Regions from separate parts of the Homo sapiens genome. Here region 1 is linked to region 2. A link is an interaction called in ENCODE POLR2A ChIA-PET data of the cell type or tissue named here. Cell type or tissue: Caco-2. All regions are shown on one strand. Each heading gives the region's core, and the rest is flanking DNA. Links, peaks and the distances in the headings are about the cores only. Region 1 overlaps PDSS2 (decaprenyl diphosphate synthase subunit 2). Region 2 has its middle 34 kb from the start of SCML4.

Region 1 (15,951 bases), core at 5,353-13,352, 440 kb after region 2:
TTGTTTTTGAGACAGTGTCTCCCTCAGTCGCCCAGGCTGGAGTGCAATGACACAATCTTGGCTCACTGCAACCTCCACCTCCTGGGTTCAAGCGATTGTCATGCCTCAGCCACAGGCGTGCACCACCACGCCTGGCTAATTTTTGTATTTCTGTATTTTGTTGGCTAGGCTGGTCTCAAACTCCTGGCCTCAAGTGATCCGCCTGCCTTGGCCTCCCAAAGTGCTTGGATCACAGGCATGAGCCACCGTACCTGGCCAAAGAGAGGATTTTGAATGTTCACTACCCAAAGAAATGCTTAAGGTGATGGTTATGCTAATTACACTGACTTGATCATTGCACATTGTATGCATGTATTGAGAAATATCATGCATCAATATCCCATAAATTATGTGTCAACTAAAAATAAAATGAAAAATAGAATGTTTTTGCTTTTGAATGTATGTTTGAATAGTGGGCTCATTTGTTAAATGATCAGGGTAATGTCTCTTGATCCAAAGAGGATAATCCTGAGATGTTGATGGTTTACTTTCCCCCCAAATTATATTGTGTTTTTGATTATCTATGTGTTGATTACCCAGTGAAAAATTTCTTTTAAATTCCTGCTAGATATTATTCTGCCACCTGTTTGCTTCTTCCACCACTTTCATTCAGTAGTAGGTTTGGAAATCAGACTGATAGCAATTTCAGTTCACAATTCTAACTAATTTTAGTTTAACTTAATTATAGTAAATGCATAATATTCTATAAAGAGCACTGCAGTTTAGGGAAGCAGTTCTGTATGATGCTGTAGATAAGAAAATAGATTTGTGAGCCTACTAGTACCTGAATTTTAATTCCAAGACTGCCATTTCCTAGCTATGTGAACTACAGAATTCCTTAAGCCTTGTTATCTCATCTGTAAAAGAGGTCATATTGTTGTCATTGCTGTCTCACAGGATTGTAATGAGGATTACATGAGACAACAGATTGTAAAATGTTTAGATTAACTGTTCAATAAATATAGCTACTGTTATTAACTATTATTTGTACTCAGTAATCATTTCTCTGTGATCTTAGGCTAGTCATCTTTTTTTTTCTTTGCCCAAGTTTTCTTGAAAAATAGTTTTAGGAACCCACAAAAATATTATAGATGAAAGTGATTTGAAAGGTATGCTGTACTGTACAAATATAAGGTAGAAGTGCAGTATTATGATTGTTATTAGAAATAATAACGGGTGGCTGGGTGTAGTGGCTCACGCCTGTAATCCCAGCACTTTGAGGGTCCAAAGCAGCAGGTTCGCATGAGCCCAGAGTTCAAGATCAGCCTGGGCAATGTGGCAAGACCTTGTCTCTACTAAAAATACAAAAATTAGCCGGGCATGGTGGCATGCACCTGTAGTCCCAACTCAGGAGGCTGAGGTGGGAGGATAACTTAAGCCTGGGAAGTGGAGGCTGTAGTGAGCCATGATTGCGCTACTGCACTCCAGCCTAGGCAGCAGAGTGAGACCCTGTCTCAAGAAAAAAGGAAAAGAAAAAGGGTGACAGTTAAAGCTATGTGGAATAGTGGGAAGAAGTTAGTTTTAGAAGCTGTGTCTTCCAAAGAGGTCTGGCTTTAGCCCAGACATCAGTCATTTACTACCTGCTATTTGAGCAAGTTAACTACTCAGAACTTCAGTTTTCCCATTGGTGAAAAGGGGAATAATAATACCTATCTTGTTGTGAGGCTCACTGAATGAAAGGCTTAGGTGACAGAACCCAACGTGATTTTCTTTCCTCCTTCCTACCTGGAGAATAGCAAATTTCCTTGGCAAAACTAATCATCCTTTCTGGAGCAAAATATCGATTAATTTTTTTGAATTACAATAAAATAAGATTGACTAATGGGTTAGGAAGATTAGGAAGATGAAGAAATTGCTGGTGCTGGTTAACATGTGGCCCTGAATTAGATTTTAGAACTTTTTTCTTTTTTTTTTTCTGAGACGGAGTTTCTCTCTTGTCTCCCAGGCTGGAGTGCAGTGGTGCAGTCTTGGCTCACCGCAACCTCCGCCTCCCAGGTTCAAGCAATTCTCCAACCTCAGCCTCCTGAGTAGCTGGGATTACAGGCACCCACTACCACGCTTGGCTAATTTTTGTATTTTTAGTAGAGATGGGGTTTCACCATGTGGCCAGGCTGGTCTGGAACTCCTGACCTCAGGTGATCCACTTGCTTTGGCCACCCAAAGTGCTGGGATTACAGATGTGAGCCACCATGCCCGGTCCTTTTTAAATTTTATTTTTATTTTTTTTGAGATAGAATCTTGCTGTGTCACCCAGGCTGGAGTGCAGTGGCACAATCTTGGCCCACTGCAACCTCTACCTCCCGGGTTCGAGTGATTATTGTGCCTCAGCCTTCTGAGTAGCTGAGATTATAGATGCACGCCACCACGCCTGGCTACTTTTTGTATTTTTAGTAGAGACAGGGTGTTGTCGTGTTCGCCAGGCTAGTCTTGACCTCCTGGCTTTGAGTGGTCCACCCACCTTGGCCTCCCAAAGTGTTGGGATTACAGGCGTGAGCCACTGTGCCCGGCCTAGGTTTTAGAACTTTTGAAGTTAAAGTGGTTTAATATACAAAAAAAGAGTGCAAAATATGAATACAATTGGCTACAGTGGATGTGTGAGTTATAAACCCCCACAAAATAGAAAATAGGGAGCTGAAGGTGTCTTAGGTGGGTGAGAATAATATATGTCAAGAGGTCTTGTATATGCTAAGTAATTTTAGCAATGAATAAGGTATTACCCTTGTCAAGAGTAAAGGGGAGACATTTGGGGATGACAGATCTCCCAAAATCTTTCTTTCTGGGTTTGGTGTATATATATATATATATATATATATATATATATATATTTTTTTTTTTTTTTTTTGAGACTAAGTTTTGCTCTTGTTGCCCAGGCTGGAGTGCAATGGCGCGATCTTGGCTCACTGCAACCTCCGCCTCCCGATTTCAAGTGATTCTCCTGCCTCAGCCTCCGAAGTAGCTGGGATTACAGGCATGCACCACCACGCCCAGCTAATTTTGTATTTTTAGTAGAGACAGGGTTTCTCCATGTTGGTCAGGCTGGTCTCAAACTCCCGACCTCAGATGATCTGGCTGCCTTGGCCTCCCAGCGTGCAGAGATTACAGGTGTGAGCCACCGCGCCCACCCTAGGTTTAGTATATTCTTCTTCATGGCCGCTATGTGTTTATGTACCCACTGCTGCTACTGGAACCATACAGGCATTTAGATGTCTCAATAGTTCGAGGCCAAAGAGTGTTTAGATACAGTAGTGTCCAGTCTAGCTTTATGGACTAAAAGCAAGATACCTGCCTCTTTGTATGTCTACCAAACCTTGAAATCTCACTGTATGGGAGTTTGGTAGAGTTTTCTGCAGACAGATAAATTCTGCTCTTGTATGTTGTATTATAGAGTAACTTCTTCAACAAGTTCTTGTGTTCTGTGCATAGAGTTTAGCTTGTGCATGGCTTCTTTCCTCTCTAGTTGCTTATCTTGCCACTCCCCACTTTCCACCCTAAGCTGTAGCCACAGGAAATAAGGCATCTGCATTCACACCTAGTACACTCTGCGTAACCTTTATAGGACTCGATTCAAATGTTAGCTCTTTTGCTAAGCATTCCCTGATTTCTCTAGGTTAAATGTTCATTCCTCAAAGTTTCTGTCTTCTCAGAAAATCAGAAGCTGTGACACCACTGAGTTTGCATTCTCCCAGAGCATGGGAGTGCTGGTGTCAGGTAGTGGCTGCATCCTTTAGACTGGGCATATGTTCTCCATTCCACAATTTGGCGTGCTTCAGTTATAGTTGCTGCTTCATGGATGAACTGGCCTGGACCTCTAATTTAGGTATAAGTGTTCCCATGACTGTGAACTTTTTGAAAGAGATGATTTTCTATTTATTTAATTATGAATGAATGAATGACAGGAATCTTGCTCTGTTGCCCAGGTTGGAGTGCTGTAGCGTAGTCACAGCTCACAACAGCCTCAGACTCCTCAGCTCAAGCAATACTCCCACCTCAGCCTCTGGAGTAGCTGGGACTATAGGTGTACACTACTATACCCAGATAATTAAAAAAAAATTTCTTTTTGTAAAGATGGGGGAGTTTCACTATATTGCCAAGGATGGTCTTGATCTCCTGGCTTCAAGTGATCTTCCTGCCTCAGCTTCCCAAAGTGCTGGGATTACAGGTATGAGCCACTGCGTCTGGTCTGATTTTCTCTTTTATGTTTCTGTTGCCCAGCATATACTTGATACAGAAAGCCTTCAATAAGTACTTATAGAATTGAAGGAATGGAATAAAATTTTGCCTAACCAGAGAGTTTTGCCCTGTCCTGACCTTTGCCTTAGTCACGGCATTCATCTTGTGTATCATTCTTCAAAGCATAGAACATCATGGTTGAAGATAGTGATCAACTTTTTCTAAAAACAGAGCACAAAAGAATACACTTAAATTGTAGCAAGTGCTGATTAAAATTAAGTGGGGAAGCTTTTTGAAGCTATACCACTTGTTAGCAATGGATTACTACAAGATGCTGTTGCATCCTTTTATTTTGAAATCTTCCATGGGATTGACTTGCACCTTAAAGACAGAGTGAAGGACAATATAAAATTCCTTATGAGTCTCTGCAGTGTACTAGTGAGTAATTGGAATAGTTCAGAAAATTTTGACTGTATCTTATATACACTATGAAAATATATTAGTTTTAAACATTATAGATATAGATAGAATTTCAGAACAAATTCTAATCAGCTGGTGCACAACCTCTGTAAAAAATGTGAAATTTGTCAATCCAAAATTTGTTCCTCTCTCAGAAACAGCTGTCTCTAAATAGGGCCTCATATTGTTGGTAAATTCATTATAAATGCTGGAAGCAACTCCAGTTTGATATGGTTGGGATTTGTAGAAATAATGTAGACGTAGGCTATCTACAAACCATTTTTTTTAAAGTAACAATCCAATCTAAATACTCATATGCATTACAAATGAGTGTCATAAACTTAAATTCTGGAACCTCCAAAAATATAAGAAACCTCTGGAAATATAAGAAAGGGCTCATTTAGGATGGAATGACAAACAATAGGGAGAGTTCTCATTTTGGTTTCTGCCCACCTGCTCCCACCCCTTAACCAAAAACCAAAACAAAATATCTGGAATTATTTAGGTAATATAGCTATTCTTAAAAGAATGGATTTCTAATTATAAAACTCTTTGCTGGCACTTAAATGTCCTTTTAGATAGATAGAATTCATGATTGGTAAAAATATGTTTGATTTCATAAAGGCTCTCTCAAATCATGAGTGCAGATTTTGGAAGTATCAGGGACAAGACTCTATTAGTCAATTTTCATGCTGCTGATAAAGACATACCCGAGACTGGGAAGAAAAAAAGATGTAATGGACTTACAGTTCCACATGACTGGGGAGGCCTCATGATCATGGCGTTAGGCAGGGAGGAGCAAGTCACAAAAAATGGTTTGTGGATAGCCTACATGGATGGCAGCAGGCAAAAAGAGATTGTGCAGGTAAACTCCCGTTTTTAAAACATCAGATCTCGTGAGACTCATTCACTGTCACAAGAACAGCACAGGAAAGACCCATCCCCATAATTCAATCACCTCTCATTGGGTTCCTCCCACAACACATGGGAATTATGGGAGCTAGAATTCAAGATGAGATTAGGGTGGAGACACAGCCAAACCATATCATTCCGCCCCTGGTCCCTCCTAAATCTCATGTCCTCACATTTCAAAACCAATTATGCCTTTCCAGCAGTCCCACAAAGTCTTAACTCATTTCAGCATTAACTCAAAAGCCCACAGTCCAGTAACTCATCTTAAGTCACTTCCATCTATGAACCTGTAAAATCAAAAGAAAGTTACTTCCCAGATACAATGGGGGTACAGGCATTGGGTAAGTACAGCTGTTTCAAATGGGAGAAATTGGCCAAAACAAAGGGGCTACAGGCCTCATGCAAGTCCAAAATCAAGCAGGGCAGTCATATCGTAAAACTCCAAAATAATCTCCTTTGACTCCATGTCTTGCATTCAGGTCACGCTGATGCAAAGGGTGGGCTCCCATGGTCTTGGGCAGCTCTGCCCCTGTGGCTTTGCAGGGTACAGCCACCCTCTTGGCTGCTTTCATGGGCTGGTGTTGAGTGGCTGCAGCTTTTCTGGGCACACGGTACAAGCTGTCAGTGGATCTACCGTTCTGGGGTCTGGAGAATGGTGGCCCTCTTCTCACAGCTCCACTAAACGGTGCCCCAGTAGGGACTTTTTGTGGAGGCTCCAACCCTACATTTCCCTTCTGCAGTGCCCTACCAGAGGTTCTCCATGAGGGCTCCGCCCCTGCAGCAAACTTCTGCCTAGGCATCCAGGCATTTCCATACATCCTCTGAAATCTAGGCAGACGTTCCCAAACCCCGGTTCTTGACTTCTATACACTCAAAGGCTCAACACCGTGTGGAAGCTGCCAAAACTTGGGGCTTGCACCCTCTGAAGCCACAGCTCAAGCTTTATGTTGGCCCCTTTCAGCCATGGCTGGAGCAGCTGGGATGCAGGGGACCAAGTCCCTAGACTACACAGCGGAGGGACCCTGGGCCTGGTCCATAAAATCATTTTTTCCTCCTAAACCTCCAGGCCTGTGATGGGAGGGGCTGCTGCAAAGGTCTCTGACATGTCCTGGAGACATTTTTCCCATTGTCTTGGTGATTAACATTTGGCTCCTTGTTACATGTGCAAATTTCTGCAGCTTGAATTTCTCCCCAGAAAATGGGATTTTCTTTTTTTTTTTTTTTCGAGACGAAGTCTCGCTCTGTCGCCCAGGCTGGAGTGCAGTGGCGCAATCTCGGCTCACTGCAAGCTCCACCTCCCAGGCTCACGCCATTCTCCTGCCTCAGCCTCCCGAGTAGCTGGGACTACAGGTGCCTGCCACCACGCCCAGCTAATTTTTTGTATTTTTAGTAGAGACAGGGTTTCACCATGTTAGCCAGGATGGTCTCGATTTCCTGACCTCGTGATCCACCCACCTCGGCCTCCCAAAGTGCTGGGATTACAGGTGTGAGGAAAATGGGATTTTCTTTTCAATTGCATTGTCAGGCTGCAAATTTTCCAAACTTTTATGCCCAGTTTCCCTTTTAAAACTGAATCCGTTTAACAGCACCCAAGTCATCCCTTGAATGCTTTGCTGCTTATAAATTTCTTCTACAAGATACCCTAAATCATCTCTCTCTAGTTCACAGTTCCACAAGTCTCTAGTCTCTTTGCTAAAACATAACAAGAATTACCTTTGCTCCGGTTCCCAACAAGTTCCTCATCTCCATCTGAGACCACCTCAGCCTGGATCTTATTGTTCATATCACTGTCAGCATTTTTGTCAAAGCCATTCAACAAGTCTCTAGGAAGTTCCAAACTTTCTCACATTTTCCTGTCTTCTTCTGAGCCCTCCAAACTTCCAACCTCTGCCTGTTACCCAGTTCCAAAGTTACTTTCACATTTTTGGGTATACATTCAGCAATGCTCCACTCTACTGGTACCAATTTACTGTATGTCTGTTTTTATGCTGCTGATAAAACATACCCAAGACTGGGAAGAAAAAGAGGTTTAATGGACTTACAGTTCCACATGGCTGGGGAGGACTCACAATCATGGTGGAAGGCAATGAGGAGCAAGGCACATCGTACATGGATGGTGGCAGGCAAAGAAAGAGATCTTGTACAAGGAAACTCCCGTTTTTAAAACCATCAGATCTCGTGAGATTCATTCACTATCACAAGAACTGTGCAGGAAAGACCCACCCCCATGATTCAATCACCTCCCACTGGGTTCCTCCCACGGCACATGGGAATTGTGGGAATTACAATTCAAGATGAAATTTGGGTGGGGACACAGCCAAACCATATCAAAGACTGATGGAGTTGTTCATATCCTTTGAGAAGGAATCAGTTCATTAATCCATGAGTATTATTCCCTTGGATTTTCCCTTAGCATATTCTCCAATGAGGTCTCTAATTTCTTGTTAAATGATGGTCGTTTCACTTTGAAAGACATATACCAAAGGTATACAATTCATTTTATTCTCTTTTCACATTTTAAATAATTTTTGCTGCAGGAAGACAAAGAGAATGCAATGCCTTACACAGCCTGTATCTTCAGCCTCTCCTTTGTAGTTTTGTCCTTGTAAGTAAGACAAAGGATAGGTAGGAGAAATAATAGCTAAGTGTTGAAAAAAAAATTAGTATCAAATAAGAGTGGAACTGAAAGGTTTACTTGTGTTATAGTTGATCAACAAATGTTTATTGACTCACTACTGTGTATTAAAGCACAATAAGGGATATGTTGAGGTAAAAAAGGTTCCTGCAAGAGAACTTGGGGAAACTAGATGCAAATAATGATGCAGTTTAATGATACAAGGTCCAGTGTGGTGGCTTATGCCTGAATACCAGCACTTTGGGAGGCTGAGGTGGGAGGATCACTTGAGCCCAGGAGTTTGATACCAGCCTGGGCAACATAGGGAGATCCTATCTCTATAAAAATAAAAAATTAAAGAAATTAGCCGGATGTGGTAATGCTCGCCTATGGTCCCAGTTACTTGAGATGCTGTCATGGGAGGATCACTTGGGCCCAGGAGGTCAAGGCTGCAGTGAGCCGTGATTGCACCACTGCAATCCAGCCTGGGTGACAGAGTGAGACCCTGTCCCAAAAAAAAAAAAAAAAAAAAAAAGATGCAAGATAAAAATAATCATAATTGTTAGTAATTGCTAAATGAAGTGTTTAGCTAAGTGCTACAGGACTTCAGGGTAGAACACTGTGGGCTGGCTAAACCAAAGGCTTTATGGAAGAAGAAAAATTTTAAGAAGCTGCTGGAAATGGGTAGAATTGTATAGATGGAAAATAGGAAGAAGTTGTTTCTGCTCTGCCTTTTACCTGGAATGCCAAGTGTGGAAATCAGGAAGAGGAGTGGTAGTATTATGTTACTTTTGAGTCAAAATCAGCAGTTAATCATGTGGGAGAATTTTAACTTAATGAGCCTAAGAAAGCTTCTTGATGATTTCAGCATATTGTAAGTCCTCTTAATTCAGGTCTGTAAAACAAAAACAAAAAACTTCTTTAAATGCTGGAAGGGCTTCGGGAGAGTGATATAATCCAGGAAATTCACTATGAAAGCAACAATATTTTATTATTAAACTTGGACATTTCAAGTATTTAACTGAGGGAAATAACAGACAAAGAAGCCATGTGTCTCTGCTGGAGAAACTTTATTTTCCAACTGAACAATAAAACCTTACTTACCACAGACTATCAAATAAGCTTTCAGAGATTCTGATATTGATACAAGTTACCAATGTAAAAAGGAAATTATTTCCTATATGCTGTCCTCCTTCCTTATCCTCAGAAATGAAATTCTTTTTTTCCCAAGATCACATTAAGGAAGATATTATTATCATTCTTGTCATTTTATTCTCTTTTCCCTTTTTGCTGTCCAGCTTTCTTCTATGACAAATGGAGAGTACACTTGTCAATATGTTATTAATAAATTAACAGTTTACTAATACCTAAAACAATACTCATTGCCATTTACAACTAGATATAACAGAGATGCAGAGATTATCAACTTCATGATGAGCAAGCATACATAGTCCTTGGGTTGCATGGATTTTTTTCTTTAAAGCCACCCTGGTCAGGCTTTTTTTGTTTGTTTTTAAACTAAAAATGAATATCTTTTCAGGAACCTGGAGGAGTCATAAAGAAAAAGCAGATGTTACTATATCAGGCAGGGTAGTTTTATTTTTTCTATGGAAGTAAAAAAAATTATGTAGTGCTTTTAGCATCGTAATATATGAAATCTCCAGTTAAAAGAACGCTCATTAGCTTAGTATGTATTGTTTAATTTAAAAAATGAAAATTAATTTTATTTTTGTATAAAACATGCTCCTGTCGGACAATACAGAAATATATAACGAAAAGTTACCCTAGTCTTAATTACTCAGAGATACCTAGTGTTAATATTTTGGTGTATAGCCTGCATGGCCATAAAAATAGGTTTATCACATGTGTATATTTTTGTTACTTTTCTCTCTCAACAGTATATAGAGAATTGCTTTTAAAATTAATAAACATAATTTTAACAACTACGTGATATTTCATTATAATGAATATTCCATAATACAGTTAATTATCCTCTTTTTTTTAAATGTTTTTCTCCTGAATTCTTCACTATTATAGATAGTACTGTGATGGAATTTGCATGTATGTCATTGCACACTTGTTTGATTATTTCCTTAGGATACCTTCCTAAATATTGACTTTTTGGGATTAAGAGTATGAATATCTTCTATTGGAAATATTTTCATACATTAATTTCTGTCCATGGTATATGGGAGTGCCTGTTTTTCCTTGTTCTTACTAACCTTGGATATTGATAATTTTTGCCAACTTGAGAGATGTTATAAAAGTCTTCTTGTATGTTGAATATTAATACTAATATTAGTATTTGAATACTAATGAGATTGAGTCTTTTTTGTTATGTGGTTGGCCAATTTTATTTCTTTGTTGAGTTGCCTAGTTATATTCTTTCCTTATTTTTATTTGCACTATCTCCTATTGACATAGAAGAGCTCTTCATATATTAAGGGTCTTTTTGTCAAATGTTTTAAGTTTTTTTTTTTTTTTTACTTTTAAAATTTTATAGGTTTTTGCTGACAAGTTTTTTTTAACCTTTTTATTTTGAAATAATTACTGACTTACAGGAAGTTATAAAAATTGTACAGAGAGGTCCTTTTAGCCATCATCCAGCTTTCCCCGTGGTAACATCTTGCATAAGTATAGAACATTATTTAAACCAGGAAATTGGCATTGGTACAGTACTGCCAACTAAACTACAAACCTTATTTGGCTTTCACTCGTTTTTACATGCATTCGTTTGTGTGTGTGTGTGTGTGTGTGTGTGTGTTCTGTGAAATTTTATCACGTATATAGATTTTTGTAACTACCATCATCAAGATATAGGACTGTTCCATCGCTATGAAGAAAATTCCTGGTGTTGCACTTTGAGACTACAAAGTGCAGCACCAGGAATTTTCCTCCTTTCCTAACCTTGAGCACTGCCTGATCTGTTCATTTTTATGTTTTTGTCTTTTGAAATGTTATAGAAATGGAGTCATATAGTACGTAACCTTTTGAGATTGACAGTTTTCACTCAGCGTAATGTCCTTGTGATCCACCTAAGTTGTGTATGCCAGTAGTTTGTTCCCTTTTACTGCTAATTAATATCTCATTGTATGAATGTACCATAGTTTATATATCCATTTACCATAAACATTTGGGTTGTTTCTAGTTTGGGCTGTTACAAATAAAGCTGCTCTGAACATTCATGTATAGGTGATTATGTGAACATGTTTTTGTTTCTTTAAGATAAAAGCTTGGGAGTGTGATTGTTGGGTTGTATGGTAAGTGTATGTTCAATTTCATAAGAAATTGCCAAATTGTTTTCCAGAGTAGCTGTACTATTTTACATTTCCACTGGCAAGGTATGAGAAATCTAGTTTCTCCATATCCTTTGTTAGCATTTGGTATTGTCAGTATTTTTTATTTTAGCCATTCTAATAGATGTGTAGTAATATCTCATCTTAGCTTTAATTTCCTTAATGCCTAATGATGTCGAACGTTTTTTCATGTGCTGATTTGCCATACTTACATCCTCATTGGTAAGATGAATACTCAAGTCTTTTTGCCTATTTTCAAATAGACTGTTTGTTTCCTTACTGCGGAGTTTAGAGAATTCTTTACATATTCTGGATAGAAGTCCTTTGGATATAAAATTTGCAAATATTTTCTTCTAGTATGTGGCTCATCTTTTTATCTTGTTAATGGAGTCCTTTGCAGAGTAAAAGTTTTAAATTTTGATGACATCCAGTTACTGGTTTTTTTTTTTTCTTTTATAGATTGGGTTTTTGATGTGATGTCTGAGAACTCTTTTCCTAGCCCTAGGTCCCAAAGATGTTCTCCTATGTTCTCTTCTAAAAGTTTTATAGTTCTGTGGTTCACATTTTACATAAATCCGTGATCCTTTTTGCATTGATCTTTGTATGCGGTGTGCGTTTTAAGTCAAGCTTCTATTTTATTTTTTATTTTTGCCCATGGATGTCCAGTTGTTCCAGCATGATTTGTTGAAAAGACTATTTTCCCTCCATTGAACTACTTTTGTACCTTTGTGAAAAATCAGTTGGTGTATTTGTATTTATCCACTTCTGGATTCTCTGTTCCATTGGTCTATTTGTCTTTTCTTCTGCCAATACTATACTGTCTTGATTATGATAGCGATGTAGTGAGACAATATAAGGCAGAGTGATTCTTCCTACTTTTCTTCTTTTTCAAACTTGTTTTAGAATAAGCTTGTCTGTATCTATCATAGTTGTGGTAGTCGCAGCAAAAGGCTAGCACCTCTCCAGCTTGTCTGTGTGGGACTGGTTCTGGCTGAGGCTAGAAGAAGGTGACGGTACTTTATTGGAGTGAGCTTCTGAACATCCAGTTGAGCAGAGGGTGGGAAGGAGAATTTTTTATGGAATAGGAAGTGATTCCTAAAGATATAACATCATTTAAAATTATTTTCCTTTAGTGCTATCAGTTTTAAGTATAAATAATATCAATAGAGCATTTAGGATGGCTTTGCTTGAAAGCAGAAGAGTAGATAGGTAAGTTCTTAAGGACCATTCTGTTGTTGTTTTCATTTTATCCACTGTTGTCAGGGACTTCGGTTTAGGTTTCTACAGCAACCAGTCTGGACTACATAATACCAACACTTTGTGTGCATGTGGTGTTAACTCTGATGCCTTATACACTACATGTGGCAGAGTTACAGTTGCTATGGAGATCAATCTTTGGACACACTTGGTTGATAACGATGCTTTTCATATATGGATTTTGCTGCTGAAAGAATATGAGGTGATGCTAAGTTAACCAAAAGATGCATAAGACTGTCAGTAGTTTATAGCTTAGAATCTCACATTTGAAAACTTTAAGTTATACATTTGCTCACAAACATACTGAAGTATGTGTGTGTGTGTTTGTGTGTTTACAAGTTTGATACCTGGAAAATACAGTAGAGGGAAAATGTGATTCTAAAGAACACATTATCAGAGAATTTGATGGATTATTTCTCTTGGCTAGTCTATACCATTTCTAAAACATACTGTAAAAATTCAAAGACTAAATATCTTACATAATTTTAGTAGTATTATCATAAGGTCAGTTGTCAGTAGGTAAGCAAAGGAAACACAATTCTTGTGTACTGCTCTAATTTGAATGTAGATCCTAATAAGGACCTTTTTCTTGGAGCACTATATCTCTGAAGTCTTAAATGCCACAAATAAAAAACATTGAAGAAGTAGAATAAAGAGTTTTATTTTTTCTCTTCCTTTGACAAAGTCAGTTAAACTGGGATGCAACTCTCAGTGCTAAATTTAAACTAATATAGACTATCACTGAGTGTTTTCATTTGTAGCATTTTTGAGACAAATGTGGTTTTAGATTGATATCCATTTCTGCTTTGGCCTAGGGAAACTCGTCATTTATGAGTTGCTATACTAGAGCAGTGGTTCTCAACGCTGGCTGCACATTAGTATGTGGGTTAAAAAAAATGATATTTGAGCCTCACAAAAATCAAATCAAAATCTCTGGGGACAGGAGAAGGCATGACATTTGTACTCTTTTTGTTTTTTTTTTTAAGCTAACTACTTGATGCTAATATACAACTAGAGTTGAGAACCACTGAAGCAAAATATGTTTTCATCTAGACTTAAATTTTATCTAATTTTTAAAATTAGCATGCAACAATAGAATTGATATGAAATATTACAGAAAGTTTAGAAAGGTCAGTCTTACCATCTATATTAGTTTCCTATTGCTGCTGTAACAAATGATCACGAAGCTAGTGGCTAAAAACAACACACCTTTATTTTTATTTTGTTGTTTGTTTGTTTGTTTTGAGACAGAGTCTTGCTGTGTTGCCCAGGTTGGAGTGCAGTGGCGCAATCTCGGCTCACTGCAGCCACCTCCTCCCAGGTTCAAGCGATTCTCCTGCCTCAGCCTCCCGAGTAGCTGGGACTACAGGTGCCTGCCACCACACCCGGCTAATTTTTTTTGTATTTTTGGCAGATGCGGGGTATCATCATGTTTCCCAGGATGGTCTCGAACTCCTGACCTCAAATGATCCACCTGCCTTGGCCTCCCAAAGTGCTGGGATTACAGGCGTGAGCCACCACACCCAACCAAACAACACAACTGTATTACAAGTTTATTAACTTGTGTTCTGGAGGTCAGAAATCTGAAATGGTCTTATGGGGCTAAAATAAGGCTGCAGGCAGAGCTGTGTTCCTTCTGGAGGTTCTAGAGAGGATCTGTTCCTTGCCTTTTTCAACCACTAGAGGCTGCCTGCATCCTTTGACTTGTACCTCATCACTCTTTGCTCTGTCCTCACATCTCCTCTCAATCTGACCCTCCTGCCTTCCTCTTTTGAGCACCCCTGTGGTTATGTTGGGTCCATCCAGGATAATCCTCCCATCTTGAGATCTTTAACTTAATCATACCTGCAGAGTTCCTCTTATCACATAAAGTAACAAGCACTGGTTCTGGGGTTGAGGATGGGGATGTCTTTGAGGGCCAATTATTCAGCCTGCCATACTACCCTAACACAATGATTGTCACTTTGACATTTTCCTTCCTAGTCTTTTTTAATATGCATATTTTTATTTAAATATAATCATGGTAAATATGATTTTCTATCCTTTTCCACTTAATCTTCTTAACTGTCATTTTAAATTGCTGTATAATGTTGTATCTGTGATTATATATTTTATTGTCTTGTATTACACATACCTTTACCCTGTTGAATGTTTATGTTGTTTTGGATTCTTATTATTGATCAAGCTGTGATAGGTGTATATATGTGTGTGTGTGTGTGTGTGTGTGTGTGTGTGTGTGTATTATTATTAATTTTTTTGAAGATAGGGTCTCACTCTTTTGCCCAGGCTGGAGTGCAATGGCATGATCTCAGCTCAACTGCAACCTCTGCCTCCTGGGTTCAAGCGATTCTCCTGCTTCAGCCTCCTGAGTAGCTGGGACTACAGGCTGCGCCACCGTGCCCAGCTAATTTTTTGTATTTTTAGTAGAGATGGGGTTTCACCATGTTGGCTAGACTGGTCTCAAATTCCTCACCTCAAGTGATCCAGCTGCCTCGGCCTCCCCAAGTGCTGGGATTACAGGCGTGAGTCACTGTACCTGGCCAATATTTTTGTTTATTAGATAGATTCCATGATGTGGATGTACTAAGCTAAAATTATAAACATTTTTTAGTGTTTAAATTCACTGCCAGATTGCATTTTTGAGGAGTTCTAACCAATTTGTAACACTATCAGCATGTATGAGAGTACTAGTATCACTATATCTTTGCCAATATTGGTCATTATCATTTTAGAAAGATTTTTGCTAATCAGGTGAAAAAAGTTACCCTGAGCTACATGTAATTTATTTGAACATTATGTTTCTATTTATTTGTTTATCTTTGTATGTCTTGTTTACATATGTCTTGTGGTCTTGTTTCTTATTAATCCTTAGGAGACATTATATAGTGAAATTATTGTCTTATATGCTGTAAGTGCTTCTTTAAAAAAATTTTTATTTTTTATAAAAATTAAATAGAGACGGGGGTCTCGCTGTATTGCCCAGGCTGGCCTCAAACTTCTGGGCTCAAGCAATCCACCCGCCTCCACCTCCCAAAGTGCTAGGAATACAGGTGTGAGTCACTGCACCCGCCCAGATAAGTGCTTTTTGAAATCCAATTTTTAAATTTACATGTTGACATCTTTTTTTTTTTGTAGTTCTTCTATTTTCTCTACAGTTAAGTTTTTCTACCTAATAAAGGTCTGTGGTAAATACCCAGTTCTGTT
Region 2 (15,951 bases), core at 2,109-10,108:
ATAGTTTTATGTTGCAACTGAAGATAATTTACTTACCCGTGCACCAACTAAAAAATATCCAGAATTTTCTAAGTTGAATCCAGTCCATTGTGACAGTGCAAAACAGGGTATCTACAAGAAGGAACACTATACCTATTCTACATGGTAACCATAAGAGATTTTGATTATCGCTTTCTGCACTCCTTCCCCAAACCTTCCACCCCTCCCCACAAAATACAAAACCCATACCCTTCCTTTCTGGACAAACTGAACATTTTCCTCCAAGGAAGTCTGGTTCCTTGTAGAATAGTTGCCATTTCTTTAGTGTTCTTTTTCCAATATGCTGCCCAAACTTAGGGAGGCCTTAGACCTTTGGTTGAAATAACTGAGGAATCTTTGAAATACTATTTTGAACAGTCTTCCTGGTAGGTAGTTGTCCTTTGGGGGGAGATGTGTTTTAAACTACAAAAGTTCATTTAGAAATGATACACAGTAGGGGGGATCCAATTCATTGATGGGTATTTTGATTAAAAAAGTAAGGCACGTGACAAAAATTCAATGAGAGACTTAAAAAATCCTTATCTTCCAACCAGGTCTGACGATTCCCAAGCAGACATCGTCATTCAGTAGTGTTCGTGGGATCGTGGTAAACTCCCTCATTCATATGCATTAGCCTGCTTCTGTATCTTTGTCCAATTAGTCTGTGTGCTTTATAATCACATCCAACGTTTCTGCAGCTTTTTTATTTCCCAATTCTCTGCCAGGTTCTTGGGACTCCAGTCATTGGCTAGGCTCTATGTCACTTTCCAAGTTCCTCCCAAAGCTTACTGTTCCTCTTCTTGACCTGACAGCATCTATTAAACAGGGAGAGAGCCAGGAGAGGTGGCTCAAGTTGAAAGATGGCAAGGCACCCCCTTTCAAGTATCTTAGAGTCACTGCTCTTCCTGCAGCCAGCTCCTGGTTCAGAACTCAGTAGTCACTCTTTTTCCCACGATCCCAATAAAATCTTGCCCCACCTACCCATCCCTACTCACAAAACACTGATCTGGGTCTATTATCATGGAAATTATAAAGATTAATGTGATTAGCAGCAAAGTGCTTTTGAGAATGGGGGATGAAACTGTAGTGTTATGATCCTCAGCATTATTTCTTTATACACTGAAAACCCCCACATCTTTCAAGTCTGCTGACTTAATGACAGGGTATCGCACTAAATGTCAGGAGTGACACTTCAGGAATAGCACACTGTAGACACAGTTTATGTTCGATAATACTAAAACTGGGTTTTGAGTAGAATTTTGAATGTTTCAGTGTGTTAAAAGGAGTTCTTTTTAGAGTGAGAAATCTTAAAAAAAAAACAAAAAACAAGCCTTTCTCTATGTCACTCAGTATGATTTCTAAAGTTTTCCTTGCATTTGCATCTGATTGAACCAAGTCCCTCCTCCCTAATCCCCTCCACAGCCTAATAGAAGCAGAGCTGGAACGTAGGGATAGAAACAAAACCCCTGACTTTAGTCTTGAGTATGCTACCCATGGAGGTCGACTACATGGGGTAGACTACTGCCTCCATGGGCAACATTATCATGGGAAAGGAATGAAAGCATGTATGTAAGTGCTGCATACTTGTATTTATGGGGCACCCATGCTACAGCTCTGATTTGGAGCAAATTGCATTCCCTGTTGTGCCCACAGAGGGTCAGACATTGATACGAAGGGGGGATAGAGAAACAAAGAACCAGAGACGAGGAGTGACTTGGCACTGCTGGTGAACTGGAGCTGGGACCCTGGGGTCTTGGATCTTCCCCTGCAGCGTGCTGCACCCTGTTCCACAACCCTCATTCTCCATCTTTCCATTTTGGAAGGTCAGGAAGGAAACCAACACACACACACACACACACACACACACACACACACACACACACACACACACGCAGCCCTTATTAAAGTGGAAGCTGGCCAGATCAGGTCTAGTGTGACCACCTGCTCTATCATAGCCCACCACAGCCACTAATGTTCTTGGAGAATGGGCCCATGGTTATACTTGAGTCAGATCCCTCCCTCTATCTCAGAACCCCCATGCTGTGTTGAAATGAGATCCCATTGTGCCAAGATATGTGGGCTTCCAGGTTAGGTGACTTCATCTTAGCCAAAAGGGTGAAGGGGGACCAGGCATGGTGGCATGCACCTATAGTTCCAGCACTTTGGGAGGCTGAGGTGGGAGGATCACTTGAGCCCAGGAGGTCGAGGCTCCCATGAGCTGTGTTTGCACCACTGCACTGCAGCCTGGACAACAGAGCTAGACTCTGTCTTTAACACACACACACACACACGCGCGCGCGCGCAAAGGGACCTTTAAGATCCATCCCAATCTAAAGTGGTGCAGCTTATGCTTGCTGAAGAAAAGTGATTCAAAGTGTTACAGTTCTAGGTAACTGCCTTGACAGAAGCAATACATTCTTCCCCAGCCTTGAATGTGATTACCTAGAGGTAGAGCAGGGCTTGATCCCCTGGGTGTCCAATCTTTGACCTTACGAGGCCAAGATGGTGGCATAGACTGCCCAGTCTGTCTTCCTTGCATCTATTCACCCTCTTTTTTCTACTGAGTGGGGATTCTAAAGGATCTATTTGAGGTTCTAATTCTAAACCTTAGCAGGCTTCTCACTGGGCCAAATATGTGTTTCTTGGAGAATTTCTTTGATTGTATTTAAATATTACTTTTTACGTCAGGACTGAGGGCGGAAGCTGAGGGAAAATGAAGACATCCGTTCTGTGAAGAATGGATTTCTAGAAATGACTATTAGGTTTAACTTCGAGCACTCTAAAATTTCTTCTTGCAAATCTTTTCTGCTGCCTTCCAGTTACTAAAATGCATCCCAGCAATATAGCAACACACAATAAGATGAAAACACTTTGGAATTTTCCAGGACAGTGCTTACAGCCTGCCTGAATTTTTTGCATTTGCTTCTGTTTCCCACCAGTGTGGGAACTCTGAAAGTTGCTGAAGTCTAACTCGCTGGATGGCATATATTTATTGAATTGAAATTTGAGCAGGCATTCTGAGCTAGCAGAATGAATATTTGAAGGTTAGATTCCTCCTATTGCTGCCAATAAGCCTTTCCCATTCAGTCTAAATAGTCTACTATTTATTCACATGTGCACCCATGGTGGAAGAGTTGATGGACAAGGACTTCATTACAGTTACTTCTTGGATGTCACCTCTGGAGACAGAAATTTGCTGGGAAGTGCTCTTATCCTAAGAACAGGCAAAGTTTCTGCTTCAAAGAGCAACTGGATCATTGCCCAGTGTCTGGGGTATAACCTGTGGCTTTCTGCCTGGGCAAGGCAACCTAGCCTAGTGACCCAGTTGGCATCATGATAATTTCTCCAGCCTACTGTGTGCAAGTCATCCAACACCTCTGAAGCTGAAATCCCTGACCCCTGAGAGCCAGCATATCTCTGCTGCTGAGCAATTAAGGATGATACAGAGCTGGGGCAGGGTGGGGGAGGAGCCTGTGGTACAGGTGAACACTTGTGCTCAAATTAGCATATAAACCACAGCAAAATTCAGGGATATTGGTGAAAGAACTGATGGTCTTTCTCTGATTTCTCTAAACCTAGAGGACCATTTACAGACAGCATTTTTGCTGTGAGACCACAGACCCACTCCAGCATGACTAGATTCCTGCTGATTGCAGAAAAATCAACCTGAAGTTAATATTCTTAGGCCTTTTTATTTGGCCCATCTAAGTGGGATTAAAAGAGAATGAGAATTAATAAAACCAATATATAAAAAATACAAAGTGAACATAATGGTCAATGGTGAAAGACTGAGAGCTTTTTCTCTAAGGTCAGGAACAAGGCAAGGATGCCCACTTTCACCATTTCTATTCAACATAGTACTGGAAATTCTAGCCAGAGCAATTAGGTGAGAAAAAGAAAGAAATGGCATCCAAGTTGGAAAGAGAGAAGTAAATTATCTCTGTTCACAGATGTTATCACCTTATGTGCAGAAAAACCTAATGATTCCACACACAAAAAGAAAAAACTGTTAGACCCAATACATGATTCAGCAAAGTAGCAGGATACAAAGTCAACACATAAAAATTCAGTTGCATTTCTATACATTAACAATGAAAATCTGAAAAGGAAATTACAAAAATTATTGATATGGTTTGGCTGTGTCCCCACCCAAATCTCATCTTGAATTGTAGCTCCCATAATTCCCACGTGTTGTAGGAAGGACCCAGTGGAAGATAATTGAATCATGGGGGCAGTTTCCCCTATCCTGTTCTTGTGATAGTGAGTAAGTCTCATGAGATCTGATGGTTTTATAAGAGATTTCCTCTTTCTCTTGGCTCTCATTCTCTCTTGCCTGCTGCCATGTAAGATGTGCCTTTCACCTTCCACCATGATTGTGAGGCCTCCCCAGCCACGTGGAACTGTGAGTCCATTAAACCTCTTTTTCCTCAAAATTAAACCTCTTTTTCTGTAAAAATTACCCAGTCTCAGGTATGTCTTTACTAGCAGCATGGAAATGGACTAACGTGATTATATTTACAGTAACATCAAAAAGAATGGTGGGTGGATCACTTGAGGTCAGGAGCTTGAGACCAGCCTGGCCAATATGGTGAAACCCCATCTCTATTAAAAATACAAAAATTAGCCGGATGTGGTCGTGGGCACCTGTAATGCCAGCTACTTGGGGGACTGAGGCAGGAGAATTGCTTGAACGCAGGAGATGGAGGTTGCAGTGAGCCAAGATTGTGCCACTGCACTCCAGCCTGGGCAATAGAGCAAGACCCTATCTAAAAAAAAAAATAATAATAATAAAAAAAGAATAAAATACTTAGGAATCAATCAAAGAGGTGAAATACTTATACAATGAAATCTACAAAACATTGCTGAAAAAAATTGGGTTGAAAGACAAAATTATTAAGATGTCAATACTATCAAAAGTAATCTACATATTCAATGCAATCCCTATCAAAATCTAGTAACCTTTTTGTAGGAGTAGAAAAAATCATCTTAAAATTCATATGGAATTTCAAGGAACCCTGAACAGCCAAAACAATCTTGAAAATGAAGAACAAAGCTGGGGGATTCACGTTCCTGATTTCAAAACGAAATACAAAGCTACATAATAAAAACAGAGTGGGCCAAGATGGCCGAATAGGAACAGCTCCGGTCTACAGCTCCCAGCCTGAGTGACGCAGAAGACGGGTGATTTCTGCATTTCCATCTGAGGTACCGGGTTCATCTCACTAGGGAGTGCCAGACAGTGGGCACAGGTCAGTGGGTGCGCGCACCGTGCACGAGCCAAAGCAGGGCGAGGCATTGCCTCACTCGGGAAGCGCAAGGGGTCAGGGAGTTCCCTTTCCTAATCAAAGAAAGGGGTGACGGACAGCACCTGGAAAATCGGGAAAATCGGGTCACTCCCACCCGAATACTGCGCTTTTCCGACCGGCTTAAAAAACGGCGCACCACGAGATTATATCCCCCACCAGGCTCGGAGGGTCCTACCCCACGGAGTCTCGCTGATTGCTAGCACAGCAGTCTGAGATCAAACAGCAAGGCGGCAGCCAGGCACGGGGAGGGGCGCCCACCATTGCCCAGGCCTGCTTAGGTAAACAAAGCAGCCGGGAAGCTCGAACTGGGTGGAGCCCACCACAGCTCAAGGAGGCCTGCATGCCTCTGTAGGCTCCACCTCTGGGGGCAGGGCACAGACAAACAAAAAGACAGCAGTAACTTCTGCAGACTTAAATGTCCCTGTCTGACAGCTTTGAAGAGAGCAGTGGTTCTCCCAGTACGCAGCTGGAGATCTGAGAACGGGCAGACTGCCTTCTCAAGTGGGTCCCTGACCCCTGACCCCCGAGCAGCCTAACTGGGAGGCACTCTCCAGCAGGGGCACACTGACACCTCACACTGCAGGGTACTCCAACAGACCTGCAGCTGAGGGTCCTGTCTGTTAGAAGGAAAACTAACAAACAGAAAGGACATCCACACCAAAAACCCATCTGTACATCACCATCATCAAAGACCAAAAGTAGATAAAACCACAAAGATGGGGAAAAAACAGAACAGAAAAACTGGAAACTCTAAAAATCAGAGCGCCTCTCCTCCTCCAAAGGAACGCAGCTCCTCACCAGCAACGGAACAAAGCTGGACGGAGAATGACTTTGACGAGCTGAGAGAAGAAGGCTTCAGACGATCAAATTACTCTGAGCTACGGGAGGACATTCAAACCAAAGGCAAAGAAGTTGAAAACTTTGAAAAAAATTTAGAAGAATGTATAACTAGAATAACCAATACAGAGAAGTGCTTAAAGGAGCTGATGGAGCTGAAAACCAAGGCTCGAGAACTATGTGAAGAATGCAGAAACCTCAGGAGCCGATGTGATCAACTGGAAGAAAGGGTATCAGCAGTGGACGATGAAATGAATGAAATGAAGCGAGAAGGAAAGTTTAGAGAAAAAAGAATAAAAAGAAACGAGCAAAGCCTCCAAGAAATATGGGACTATGTGAAAAGACCAAATCTACGTCTGATTGGTGTACCTGAAAGTGATGGGGAGAATGGAACCAAGTTGGAAAACACTCTGCAGGATATTATCCAGGAGAATTTCCCCAATCTAGCAAGGCAGGCCAACGTTCAGATTCAGGAAATACACAGAACGCCACAAAGATACTCCTCGAGAAGAGCAACTCCAAGACACATAATTGTCAGATTCACCAAAGTTGAAATGAAGGAAAAAATGTTAAGGGCAGCCAGAGAGAAAGGTCGGGTTACCCACAAAGGGAAGCCCATCAGACTAACAGCGGATCTCTCGGCAGAAACCCTACAAGCCAGAAGAGAGTGGGGGCCAATATTCAACATTCTTAAAGAAAAGAATTTTCAACCCAGAATTTCATATCCAGCCAAACTAAGCTTCAAAAGTGAAGGAGAAATAAAATCCTTTACAGACAAGCAAATGCTGAGAGATTTTGTCACCACCAGGCCTGCCCTAAAAGAGCTCCTGAAGGAAGCGCTAAAATGGAAAGGAACAACTGGTACCAGCCGCTGCAAAATCATGCCCAAATGTAAAGACAATCGAGACTAGGAAGAAACTGCATCAACTAACGAGCAAAATAACCAGCTAACATCATAATGACAGGATCAAATTCACACATAACACTATTAACTTTAAATGTAAATGGACTAAATGCTCCAATTAAAAGACACAGACTGGCAAATTGGATAAAGAGTCAAGACCCATCAGTGTGCTGTATTCAGGAAACCCATCTCACGTGCAGAGACACACATAGGCTCAAAATAAAAGGATGGAGGAAGATCTACCAAGCAAATGGAAAACAAAAAAAGGCAGGGGTTGCAATCCTAGTCTCTGATAAAACAGACTTTAAACCAACAAAGATCAAAAGAGACAAAGAAGGTCATTACATAATGGTAAAGGGATCAATTCAAAAAGAAGAGCTAACTATCCTAAATATATATGCACCCAATACAGGAGCACCCAGATTCATAAAGCAAGTCCTGAGTGACCTACAAAGAGACTTAGACTCCCACACATTAATAATGGGAGACTTTAACACCCCACTGTCAACATTAGACAGATCAACGAGACAGAAAGTCAACAAGGATACCCAGGAATTGAACTCAGCTCTGCACCAAGTGGACCTAATAGACATCTACAGAACTCTCCACCCCAAATCAACAGAATATACATTTTTTTCAGCACCACACCACACCTATTCCAAAATTGACCACATAGTTGGAAGTAAAGCTCTCCTCAGCAAATGTAAAAGAACAGAAATTATAACAAACTATCTCTCAGACCACAGTGCGATCAAACTAGAACTCAGGATTAAGAATCTCACTCAAAACCGCTCAACTACATGGAAACTGAACAACCTGCTCCTGAATGACTACTGGGTACATAACGAAATGAAGGCAGAAATAAAGATGTTCTTTGAAACCAACGAGAACAAAGACACAACATACCAGAATCTCTGGGACGCATTCAAAGCAGTGTGTAGAGGGAAATTTATACCACTAAATGCCCACAAGAGAAAGCAGGAAAGATCCAAAATTGACACCCTAACATCACAATTAAAAGAATTAGAAAAGCAAGAGCAAACACATTCAAAAGCTAGCAGAAGGCAAGAAATAACTAAAATCAGAGCAGAACTGAAGGAAATAGAGACACAAAAAACACTTCAAAAAATTAATGAATCCAGGAGCTGGTTTTCTGAAAGGATCAACAAAATTGATAGACCGCTAGCAAGACTAATAAAGAAAAAAAGAGAGAAGAATCAAACGGACGCAATAAAAAATGATAAAGGGGATATCACCACCGATCCCACAGAAATACAAACTACCATCAGAGAATACTACAAACACCTCTACGCAAATAAACTAGAAAATCTAGAAGAAATGGATAAATTCCTTGACACATACACTCTCCTAAGACTAAACCAGGAAGAAGTTGAATCTCTGAATAGACCAATAACAGGATCTGAAATTGTGGCAATAATCAATAGCTTACCAACCAAAAAGAGTCCAGAACCAGATGGATTCACAGCCGAATTCTACCAGAGGTACAAGGAGGAACTGGTACCATTCCTTCTGAAACTATTCCAATCAATAGAAAAAGAGGGAATCCTCCCTAACTCATTTTATGAGGCCAGCATCATTCTGATACCAAAGCCGGGCAGAGACACAACCAAAGAAGAGAATTTTAGACCAATATCCTTGATGAACATTGATGCAAAAATCCTCAATAAAATACTGGCAAACCGAATCCAGCAGCACATCAAAAAGCTTATCCACCATGATCAAGTGGGCTTCATCCCTGGGATGCAAGGCTGGTTCAATATACGCAAATCAATAAATGTAATCCAGCATATAAACAGAGCCAAAGACAAAAACCACATGATTATCTCAATAGATGCAGGAAAGGCCTTTGACAAAATTCAACAACCGTTCATGCTAAAAACTCTCAATAAATTAGGTATTGATGGGACATATTTCAAAATAATAAGAGCTATCTATGACAAACCCACAGCCAATATCATACTGAATGGGCAAAAACTGGAAGCATTCCCTTTGAAAACTGGCACAAGACAGGGATGCCCTCTCTCACCACTTCTATTCAACATAGTGTTGGAAGTTCTGGCCAGGGCAATTAGGCAGGAGAAGGAAATAAAGGGTATTCAATTAGGAAAAGAGGAAGTCAAATTGTCCCTGTTTGCAGATGACATGATTGTATATCTAGAAAACCCCATTTTCTCAGCCCAAAATCTCCTTAAGCTGATAAGCAACTTCAGCAAAGTCTCAGGATACAAAATCAATGTACAAAAATCACAAGCATTCCTATACACCAACAACAGAGAAACAGAGAGCCAAATCATGAGTGAACTCCCATTCACAATTGCTTCAAAGAGAATAAAATACCTAGGAATCCAACTTACAAGGGATGTGAAGGACCTCTTCAAGGAGAACTACAAACCACTGCTCAAGGAAATAAAAGAGGATACAAACAAATGGAAGAACATTCCATGCTCATGGGTAGGAAGAATCAATATCGTGAAAATGGCCATACTGCCCAAGGTAATTTACAGATTCAATGCCATCCCCATCAAGCTACCAATGCCTTTCTTCACAGAATTGGAAAAAACTACTTTAAAGTTCATATGGAACCAAAAAAGAGCCCGCATCGCCAAGTCAATCCTAAACCAAAAGAACAAAGCTGGAGGCATCACACTACCTGACTTCAAACTATACTACAAGGCTACAGTAACCAAAACAGCATGGTACTGGTACCAAAACAGAGATATAGATCAATGGAACAGAACAGAGCCCTCAGAAATAACGCCACATATCTACAACTATCTGATCTTTGAGAAACCTGACAAAAACAAGAAATGGGGAAAGGATTCCCTATTTCATAAATGGTGCTGGGAAAACTGGCTAGCCATATGTAGAAAGCTGAAACTGGATCCCTACCTTACAACTTATACAAAAATCAATTCAAGATGGATTAAAGACTTAAACGTTAGACCTAAAACCATAAAAACCCTAGAAGAAAATCTAGGCATTACCATTCAGGACATAGGCATGGGCAAGGACTTCATGTCTAAAACACCAAAAGCAATGGCAACAAAAGCCAAAATTGACAAATGGGATCTAATTAAACTAAAGAGCTTCTGCACAGCAAAAGAAACTACCATCAGAGTGAACAGGCAACCTACAAAATGGGAGAAAATTTTTGCAACCTACTCATCTGACAAAGGGCTAATATCCAGAATCTACAATGAACTCAAACAAATTTACAAGAAAAAAACAAACAACCCCATCAAAGAGTGGGTGAAGGACATGAACAGACACTTCTCAACAGAAGATATTTATGCAGCCAAAAAACACATGAAAAAATGCTCACCATCACTGGCCATCAGAGAAATGCAAATCAAAACCACAATGAGATACCATCTCACACCAGTTAGAATGGCAATCATTAAAAAGTCAGGAAACAACAGGTGCTGGAGAGGATGTGGAGAAATAGGAACACTTTTACACTGTTGGTGGGACTGTAAACTAGTTCAACCATTGTGGAAGTCAGCGTGGCGATTCCTCAGGGATCTAGAACTGGAAATACCATTTGACCCAGCCATCCCATTACTGGGTATATACCCAAAGGATTATAAATCATGCTGGTATAAAGACACATGCACACGTATGTTTATTGCAGCATTATTCACAATAGCAAAGACTTGGAACCAACCCAAATGTCCAACAATGATAGACTGGATTAAGAAAATGTGGCACATATACACCATGGAATACTATGCAGCCATAAAAAATGATGAGTTCATGTCCTTTGTAGGGACATGGATGAAATTGGAAACCATCATTCTCAGTAAACTATCGCAAGAACAAAAAACCAAACACCGCATATTCTCACTCATAGGTGGGAATTGAACAATGAGATCACATGGACACAGGAAGGGGAATATCACACTCTGGGGACTGTTGTGGGGTGGGGGGAGGGGGGAGGGATAGCATTGGGATATATACCTAATGCTAGATGACGAGTTAGTGGGTGCAGCACACCAGCATGGCACATGTATACGTATGTAACTAACCTGCACAATGTGCACATGTACGCTAAAACTTAAAGTATAATAATAAAAAAATAAATTAAAAAAAAAAAAGAAAGTGAAAAAAAAAAAACCAACAAAAAAAAAACAGTGTGGTGCCGGTATAAAGACAGACATATAGACTGATGGAATAGAATAGAGAGCCCAGAAATACACCTTACATATATGGTAAAATATTTTTTTCACAAGGGTGCCTAGATCATTCAACGGAGAATGACAGTCTTTTTAACAAATGGTGCTGGCAAAACTGGATATTTGCATGCAAAAGAATGAAGGTAGACCATTACCTCAGACCACATACAGAAATTAACTCAAAAGTATCAAAGACCTGAATGAAAGACCTAAAACTATAACACTCTTAGAAGAAAACATAGGGCAAAAGTTTTATGACATTGGATTTGACAATTATTTCTTGGATACAACATAAAAAGCATGAGCAATAAAATAAAAAATAGACTGGACTTCATGAAAATTAAAAAAATTTGTGCATTAAAAGACACTATCAACAGAATAAAAAGGCAACCCATAGAATGGGTGAAAATATTTGCAAATCACTTATCTGATAAAAGATTACTATCCAGAATATTTAGTGAACTCCTAAAACTCAACACAATAACAACAACAACAAACCCACCTGATTAAAAAATGGGTAAAGGACTCGAATAGAAATTTCTCCAAAGAAGATATACAAATGACCAATAAGCAAATGAAAAGATGCTCAACATCACTAATAATTATGGAAATACAAATCAAAATCACAATGAGATAACATCTCACACCCAATACGATGGCTACTACCAAAAAAAAAAAAAAAACCCAGAAAATAACAGGTATTCATGACAATGTGGAAAAACTGGAACTTTTGTGAAATATTACTGGAAATGTAAAATGGTGTGCCTGCTTTAGAAAGTAGTATGGTGGTTCCTCAAAAAATTAAAATTAGAGGTACCGTAGGATATATGGTCCAGCAACTCTACTTCTGAGTATATACCCAAAAGAACTAAAAGCAGGGTCTCAAAGAGATATGTGTATACCTGTTTATATCAGCATTATTTACAATAGCTAAAATGCGGAGCAACCTAAGTGTCCATCGATAGATGAATAAATAAAACAAAACGTGATATAGATATACAATGCAATATTATTCATCCTTAAAAAGGAAAGAAATTATGATACATGCTAAAACACAGATGAACCTTGAGGACATTATGCTAAACATTATGTTAAGTGAATACACCAGTCACAAAGAGACAAATACTGTATGATCCCACTTACATGAGGTACTCAGAGTAGTCAAATTCATAGAGAGAAAACAGAATGGTGGTTGCTGGGATGGGAGGAGGAATGGGGCGTTAGTGTTTAACTGGTGTAGAGTTTCAGTTTCACAAGATGAAAAGAGTTCTGGAAGTGGATGTGGTGATGATTGCACGTTATGAATGTATTTAATACCACTGAACTGTACTTATTTATTTATTTATTTAATTTTGAGACCGAGTTTTGCTCTTGTTGTCCAGGCTGGAGTGCAATGGTGCAATCTCGGCTCACTGCAACCTCTGCCTCCCAAGTTCAAGTGATTCTCCTGCCTCAGCCTCCCAAGTAGCTGGGATTACAGGCACGCACCACCATACTTGGCTAATTCTTGTATTTTTAGTAGAGATGGGGTTTCATCATGTTGGCCAGGCTGGTCTTGAACTCCTGACGTCAAGTGATCTGCCCGCCTCGGCCTCCCAAAGTGCTGGGATTACAGGCGTGAGCCACCGCGCCAGGCCTGAACTGTACTCTTAAACCCAGTTAAGATGGTGAATTTTATGTTGTGTGTATTTTACCACACTTTTAAAAATTGGGGAAAAAAACCAATGGGTATTGGACTGTGTGGTATTGGGACAAAAACAGATAGGCCAATGATATAGAATGGAAATCCAGAAACAGACCCACATATGTGGGCAGACTCACACTTGATGTACGGGACGAGTTGGCATTACAGCACCATGGGGAAAGAAGGCATTTTCGAAATATAGTGCTGGGGCAATAGCATATCCAATTGGGAAAAAAATGTTACATGGTCCCAGCCTCACGCCTTATGAAACAATTAATTCCAGGTGGTGTATAAATGTAAATCTGAAAGGCAAAACAATAAAAGCTTTTAGAATATAATATAGGAGAATACATTCATAACCTTAGGATAGGAAAATATTTCTTAAACAGGATACAAAGAACGTATATAGAAAAGAAATAAATTGATAAATTGAATTACATCTAAATGAAGACCTTTTGTTCTTCAAAGACACAATAAAGAAATTAACAAGGCAAGACACATAGTGAGAGAAGATATTTGCCACACATGTAATTGACAAAGGACTTGTATCCACACTAAACAAAAAGCAGCAAATTGGTAAGAAAAAAACTAGACAACCCCACAGGAAGACGGGCAATAGGCCTTTTTTTCAAAAAGGCACTTCACACCGCAGATGGATTTCTTCAGAAGCAGACCCTGGAAAGGAGTTTGCGGTGCAAGATGTTTATTAGGAATCAAGATGTTTATTGTGAACAAAGAGGGAAGAAGCAGGATGGAGCAGAGAAAGGAGTTGAACTGCGATGTAGCCTAGCACAGCTTGGGCCAACCTGGTGGGGCTTGGGAGTGGAATTGCTTATCAATCCGCCCCATTCAGGCTGAACGGCTGTGCTTTGGCCTTCCCTTGCTCATTCAACACTCAGTCATACTCAGGAAGAGCATGACCTTGGACAAGGTGGTTCTCTGCTGTTCGGGCAGAACCTGAAGGAGCTGGTGACCGTCTGCAAACCACACTCCCCACAGCTGGGCTGCAAGTCCTTGCTGGAAGGAAGACTTGAACGCCCTAGCTCCACGTCTACTGCATGTCCCAAGACAGCATATCCTAATGGCCAAGAAATACATGAAAAGCTGTTCAAGCTCTTTATCCATCAGGGACACGCAAATTGAAGCCACGATGAGCTATTAATTCAAGCTCACCAGAATGGCTGAAGTTAAAGGGATGGACCATATCAAGTGGAATTGAGAACATGTAACAACTGGAAATCTCATATATTCCTGGAGGGTGTGTACATTTGTGGATCACTTTGTAAAACAGTTTGCCGTTAGTTACACTTCTAGATATTTACCCGAAAGAAATGCGTGCACGTATGCACCAATAGACATGAACAAGAATGTTCACAGAAGCTCTATCACAATAGCCCTAAACTAGAAACAGCCTAAATGTTTACCACTAAAAGAATGGGTACATTTTTCTGTGTTTATCCAAGGGTTGTGGTAGGCAGCCTTTCAGATGATTCCTGCCTCCTGGTGCTCACATCTTCATGTGGTTCCCTCCCATGTGGGCCAGGGTTCTCCTACGTGACCAGTGGCTTGTGGGCAGCAGTGATGCTGTGCCACGTGACAGGCAACGTGACATTACAGCTTCCATCTTGGGAGCTCTGTCACTCACACTCTGTCTCTTGGCTTATTTGCTCTGGGGAATCTATGTCATGAGCAGCCCTATGGAGAGGCCCAAGTAGTGAGGAACCCAAGTCTGTCAACAGGCTTGGGAGTGAGTTTGGAAGAGGCTCCTTTAGCCCCAGTTAAGTCTTCAGAGACGACAGCCTCAGGCAGCAGCTTTGCTGCAACTGCATGAGAGGACCCTGGGCCAGAGCACCCAGCTAAGCCACTCTCAGATTCCTGACTTTCAGAACGTATGTGAAATAATAAACGTTAGTCTAAAGCTGCTATGTTTTGGGGTAATACATTATGCAGCAGTGGATAAATAATGCATTAAGATTCCACAAAGTACTGGCCGGGCATGGTGGCTGATGCCTGTAATCCCAGCACTTTGGGAAGCCAAGGGGGTGGGGTGGGGGTGGGGGGTGGATCACAAAGTCAGGAGTTCGAGACCAGCCTGGCCAACATGGTGAAACCCCATCTCTACTAAAAATACAAAAATTAGCCGGGCCTGGTGGCGGGGGCCTGTAGTCCCAGCTACTCGGGAGGCTGAGGCAGGAAAAATCGCTTGAACCCGGGAGGCGGAGGTTGCAGTGAGCCAAGATCGTGCCATTGCACTCCAGCCTGGGTGACAGAGCGAGACTCCGTCTCAAAACAAAACAACAACAACAGCAACAACAACAACAAAAAGATTCTACAATTTAACAAAAACAAATGAAATGCAGTTATACATGTTGACATGGGTAAATTTTACAGATGACTCCTTGTGTTATTTCATTATCTGAAGATCAAAAAATGGGTAACAATGAAGTACAGCGTTTGGGGATGCATGCCTAGATGGTACAAAAAAAATAAATCAAGGAACTGATTATCATGAAGGTCAGGATGGTGTTTACCCTTAGGGGCAGATGGGGTGGACACTGGGAGGGGGCATGAGGAAGGCTTCTGAACTCTTGCCAATGTGCTATTTCTTGATCTGGTTGGCGGTTGTAAGGGTTTTGGAGAAATCATCAAACTGTATGTTTCTGGTTTTGCCCTTTTTCTCTGTGTGTGCTATATTTCACAATAAAATGACAGAGAATTGGAGGAGAGAACTTGGAGAAAGTACAGACTTTTTAGAGGAATTTTGTTGCAGACAGGACAAAAAACAAAACAAAAACTAGTAGTAGCTGGAAGAGAAGTGGGGTCAAGATTTTCAAGAATGAGAGAAACAACAGTTGTTTTCTGCAGAAGGAAATCACCCACTGGAAAGGGAAGGTGATAAGGCAGGAGATAGGGATTGCTAGAGCCATGCTCTGGAGTGGGTGAGGGGAATGGTCCTGGGCTGAGCTGATGCCAAGGCCCTAAGGACCTTCAGTCAGGGCTCTCCAGATA

What was found. ChIA-PET counts read pairs that join two places held together with the same protein. Peaks named below come from ENCODE experiments on the same cell type or tissue, not always from the same donor. Only the 100,000 strongest peaks of a DNase experiment are listed, where the experiment ranks them.
Region 1: POLR2A ChIA-PET joins it to region 2 with 8 read pairs; 2 of 35 experiments call an interaction of 5 or more read pairs at or near these places.

What each region holds. Positions count from the first base shown.
Region 1 is chr6:107,416,815-107,432,765 of GRCh38, reverse strand. All of the region lies in intron 1 of PDSS2 (decaprenyl diphosphate synthase subunit 2), which reads left to right. Among named protein-coding and RNA genes, the nearest start is that of PDSS2, 35 kb to the left of the region's middle. In Caco-2, for the core only: no CTCF peak of the experiment used is centred there; no DNase peak of the experiment used is centred there.
Region 2 is chr6:107,849,930-107,865,880 of GRCh38, reverse strand. No RefSeq gene overlaps it. Among named protein-coding and RNA genes, the nearest start is that of SCML4, 34 kb to the right of the region's middle. RefSeq lists enhancers at 4,827-5,396, 5,397-5,966. In Caco-2, for the core only: no CTCF peak of the experiment used is centred there; a DNase peak (open chromatin) is centred at 5,560; H3K4me3 peaks cover 1,087 bases.